2 separate regions of the Homo sapiens genome follow, and region 1 is linked to region 2. The links are chromatin loops, found by intact Hi-C in ENCODE. Cell type or tissue: PC-3. All regions are shown on one strand.

Evidence for each region. A loop is a pair of places that touch in the nucleus more often than their neighbours do. Peaks named below come from ENCODE experiments on the same cell type or tissue, not always from the same donor. Only the 100,000 strongest peaks of a DNase experiment are listed, where the experiment ranks them.
Region 1: a loop joins it to region 2, with 7 times the contacts of the local background. A loop is called at or near these places in 2 of 110 quality-filtered maps.

What each region holds. Positions count from the first base shown.
Region 1 is chr11:84,802,986-84,805,485 of GRCh38, reverse strand. All of the region lies in intron 6 of DLG2 (discs large MAGUK scaffold protein 2), which reads left to right. Among named protein-coding and RNA genes, the nearest start is that of DLG2, 820 kb to the left of the region's middle. In PC-3, no CTCF peak of the experiment used is centred here; a DNase peak (open chromatin) is centred at 1,265.
Region 2 is chr11:84,865,830-84,868,329 of GRCh38, reverse strand. The region is part of intron 6 of DLG2 (discs large MAGUK scaffold protein 2); the gene reads left to right. Among named protein-coding and RNA genes, the nearest start is that of DLG2, 760 kb to the left of the region's middle. In PC-3, no CTCF peak of the experiment used is centred here; a DNase peak (open chromatin) is centred at 1,179; H3K4me3 peaks cover 819 bases; H3K27ac peaks cover 1,898 bases.

The DNA.
Region 1 (2,500 bases), 63 kb after region 2:
CCCCTCCTTCAACACTGGAGATTACAGTTGAACATGAGATTTGGGTGGAGACGCAGATCTAAACGATATCAGCATTTATTGATTCTCTATTTTTTTTTCTCTACTTTAGGTCTTTTTGGTTCTTGGTAATATGACTGATTTTCTATGTAATTCTGTACATTTTGGGGCAGGAGAAAGGGAGGAGTGGATACTGCCTTATCACTGTCAAATGGGGATAAAATTCCCAGTTTCCCATGCTGTCTCTGTTGACACTCAAGGGGGCATGGCTCCTCAATACTGCTGAGTGGAAGTGGGAGTTCCCGTTTCCCACTAAGCCTCCATTGTTAGCTCTGTGGCTGGAAGGGGTAGTAATACACTTTTACTGCTACTGTGCATGTGGCCTCTACTGACACAATGAGGGGCAAAGGTGGGAAGGTGCAATACTTTTACTCTTGGGCAGGTATGAAAGTTCTGACTCTCCAGAAGGCCTCTTCTGATACCACCCTAGCCAGGAAAGGGATGGATATTGTTGCCATCAGGTGGGAGTGGAGATCTAAGCTCCCTAATTTTTCTCCACGGTTACAATGTTGGAGGGATGGCTTTACTACTGCCTAGTGTCTATGAAAGTTTCAGCTCCCTACTAGGCTCCTTCTGATACTGTCTGAGCAAGGGGGATGGGGAACCTCCTTACAGGCTGACAAGGGTACAACTCCAGGCTCTCATTTGGTCTTTTTGGGTGGGGTTAGGGTCACAGATTGTTGTGCAGTGTTTTTCTGGAGGAGGACAGTTATAATGTAAAAATGTTCTTTCTGCCTTTTCCTGGACCTTTGGCTAAAGAAGACAGGCTTTAGTTAGGGCTGTTCTTGTGTGCCTCTGTTGATGTTTCTGAGTTTTGGGCTTGTTCAGCTTCAACCCTGGAATATTTGAAGCAAAAGAAAACCTAGAGAAGTTACTGCTATGTTGTTCCTTGGGTCCCAGGGTCACTAGTTGTTTTAACTGCTTCCTTCCAACTTTTAGAGTATTCTCATGCTTGTTTTATATATAATGCCCAGGGGTTTTATTTGTACATAGTAGGAAGAATTGAGAAAATCTCTTCTACTTCATGTTCTTGGAAGTGGAAGTACGTGGGTTTTCCTTTTGCCTTTTCTGATTTGTTTAGCACTTGGCATTTAGCACTTGGCATTTTGTTCTGGAATCTGAGACATTATTGCCTCTAATATTTGAGAGATATCATTCCAAGCTACAAATTCTGGCTGGCAAAGTCACTGTAAACATAAAGTTGGCAGTAGTCACAGTCTGAATGCAAAGGCTGCCAGTCTTGTCCTAAGTGCAGGCATGTATGGCAAAGACTAGTCAATTTGAAAAATAATAATATTTGTCATCACCAAAATATTTACTGTGTGTGAACCACTGTATCCATCATTCTTAATAGTAGCAATAATAATGCAAACAACAATAATAATTGCTACCATAGTAAAATGCATTTTTAAAAGTAGTTTGAGTATATCATGTCATTTAATTCTCACATCTACCACTTTTATATGCATGCTTTTCTGTACCTGTGTGATCATTTAGTTATCTATCAGGCTCTGTTCTAGGAAATACTAGACATAAAGCAGAACAGGATAGCCTAGGTCTCTGTTCTCATGAAGAAGTCAGAAAGCAACATTTCAGATAGAGAAACATGCCTTAAGGACAATAAAAACTTAAGATGTGGCAGAGAATGCTTGAGGTAGTAAGGACTCCTTTATGGGCTAGTCGAGGCAGACCTGTGCAACATAGTCATTTGTCAAACATCAATGCTTTTGATGATTACTCGTAACTTTAAATGTAAAACCTAAAGGCACATTTATATCCTCAAAAAGGCAAGCTTTTGCTTTCTATTGGAATCATAGTTTCATTTCAGATATTTCATAGGGTAGTCATGTAGTGTAAGGTGTAAAATGTTAGAACCCTGAGTCTAAATCACTGCCTGCCCATGTGCTCTTTGTGGAGGATTGTGCTTATCAGAAATATATAACTTACTGCGTTTTCAGGGCCCTCATATCAAAGTCCAAGTAAACATATAATTGACAGTATTAGAGAATTAATTTTTCTAGTGTTTAATCTCTCTATTCATAGTCTCCTATTTTTGTAAAGAAGAAAACAAAACAGCTTTCATTAAAGAAGACACAGAATAGCTCCCTAAGTGATAAATTGATTGGATGGTTGTTGGGTTTTAATAGAGAATATACATTCAACTTCACAATTATTGGTTACTGTTAAAAATAAGATCAGCACTAGCTATTTATTGAGCATCTACAATATATTCTACACTGCATTATATTCTTTATGTATATTTCATTTTATCTTTACAATTTTGTTGGACAAGAGTTGATTCATATCTCCACTTAGAAACAAGGAAAAAGGGCCGGGCGCTGTGGCTTATGCCAGTAAACACAGAACTTTGGGAGGCCGAGGCGGGCAGATCACGAGGGTCAGGAGATTGAGGCAATCCTGGCTAACACTGTGAAACCCGTCT
Region 2 (2,500 bases):
ATTTACTTATTTACTACTGCAAATTTCTTGGCAAGCCTCGAATTTGAACAAGAGGAGACTTGATAGCCTTATTGGATACTCTGTCTAGGTCAGGAAGAGACCTAATAAAATAAACCTTCAATGGCCATGATAGTTACATGCTTCCATAACAATAATAATAATAATATAATATATTAATAAATATAATAATAAAATATTAATAAATATAATTATTAATATATAATAATATATTATTAATAAGAATTATTATTATTTTGAGACGGAACCTCGCTTTGTTGCCCAGGCTGGAGTGCAGTGGCGCGATCTCAGCTCACTGCAAGCTCCGCCGCCCGGGTTCACGCCATTCTCCTGCCTCGGCCTCCCGAGTAGCTGGGACTGCAGGCGCCGGCTACCACGCCTGGCTAATTTTTTGTATTTTTAGTAGAGATGGGGTTTCACCGTGTTGGCCAGGATGGTCTCCATCTCCTGACTTCGTGATCCACCCGCCTTGGCCTCCCAAAGTGGTGGGATTACAGGCGTGAGCCACCACGTCCGGCCCCATAATTATTATGAAACAAGGTCCTGACAATTTTGTGTTTACTCTGGTACCCTTGATGTGTTTACATTCTCAGGATTTGTCAGCATAAGAGTCTCCTTGATGCCCATGTTAGTCCTAGAGACACCTATGTTTCTTTCTACTAAGTGGCCGTATTATTATTACTCTGTGCTTGGCAGTGTTTTCTAATTCCCTGCATTTTGAATCCTCTGTAAGTTTTTACTTTGTTCAAATCTCTTCTTTGTTCTAATAATGCTGCTGATGTTTAGCCTTAAAAAACAAAGGCTAACTAGAGACAGAAAAGCTAGCTTTAGAAGCATGGTGAGTATTTGGGTCCTCATACCTTCCAAAACTTGAACCTTGAGACTCAAAGATTACTTACCTGGAAATTCCAAAGTGGGAACCGAAAACAACTGTCTCTGTTCACCATGGCTCATTCTCTGCAACAAGCTAAAGGAGTCCATACTCCCACTCTGAGTGAGGCCAATGGCTAGCAGAGAGGTAACTTCAGACACTTCCAGCACGTGTTCAAATAGGAGTTCATGAATTCTCTGAAACCTCAGAAGATAAAACTAAAACCTGTGGAAGGTTGATTTTGTTTCTGTATGTGTCTCTCACTCTACTGTGACTCCCTTGAGGGCCGGAAATGACTGTTATTTATCTTTGAATCCCTAGCTCCCAGTTAGAAACAAGGTGTCTGACAATAAAATATACTCAATGTTTATTTAGCTAAACTGAGCTGAACCAGTTTATATACTTAAAGACATTATTTATTATTCATAAAATCTTTACTGCTTACCTACTATGTAATGAATGTGTGCAAGGGATACAAGAAAAATACAACTATGGCCCCTGCCTTTAAAAATGTTACAGTCTAAAAAGACAGATATAACACAGAGAAAAGAATATTAACTTTTGAGTCAAGACTTGAACTCTTCTCGTGCCACTTATCAGCTATCACTTTAGACATTTCACAGCCTCTCTGGATTCTTCACTTTTTAAGTTTCTTCACTTTTTTCAAAAAAATGGTATAACTACCGCATAGGATTATAATAAAGATTAAATGAGACAATATGAGATAAGTTGTGTCTTCAGTTATTATAATCTTCCCTCCCTTCTATTTCTTCATAACTATCCTGTAAATAGAGCAAGAAATGGATTTCATTCACCCCAATGAGAACAGTGTAGTTCAGTGAAGTTAGCAGTGATTCCAGGCTCAAATAGCCAGGCTCAAATAGCCAGTAAGTAGCAAGACAAGACTCTACCTAGCATCTGCAGATTGAGAGGGATTTCCATTCTACATCTCACACCTCCTCGCACTCTGATTCTTTTCTGCAAGTCATTGCCTTCCCTCAGTGTAACATTGCTTGTACCAATGATAACTTCCAAGTGAAATCTTACTACAAGCTTTTTGCAAGGAAGACTGAGAATCTGGCTCTGGCTTTGGCTTTGGTCTCCTCACATGGGTTTGTGGGTTGTGGTTTTTGTGGTTGTTGTTGTTGTTGTTTTTAATGGTTTGGAAGGGACAGACACATACTTGATCAGGCTCCAGCAGCAAATCACCTTGGCTTTGATGCTGCTCCTGTTGTCAGAAGACTACACTAGTGGGAGCTCCCACAGAAGGAGCACAGAATAGATGTGTTTCACATGTAATTGATTGAAATTTGAGATTACCCTGGCTTCTATCATTTACAACCTCTATAGGAAACTGGTTTTTAGAAGAAATGGTATCTTGCTTAATCATTCCCTCAACCTTTTGATCCTCTTCCCTGTTGATAATCACTGCTTAGCATATTTCTTGCTGCTGAGAAAGTGGGCAGGCAGCTGCTGCAGCCTGTAGCAGATTCTAAGGTTGCTCCTTAGGGGGTTGGCAAAGGATACCTTGTGAGGCTGAAGATTTTAAAAATGTGTTTGTTTCTTTTACCCTGGAGATTCTGAGCAATCAGTCTTGGGTTTTTCTTCTCT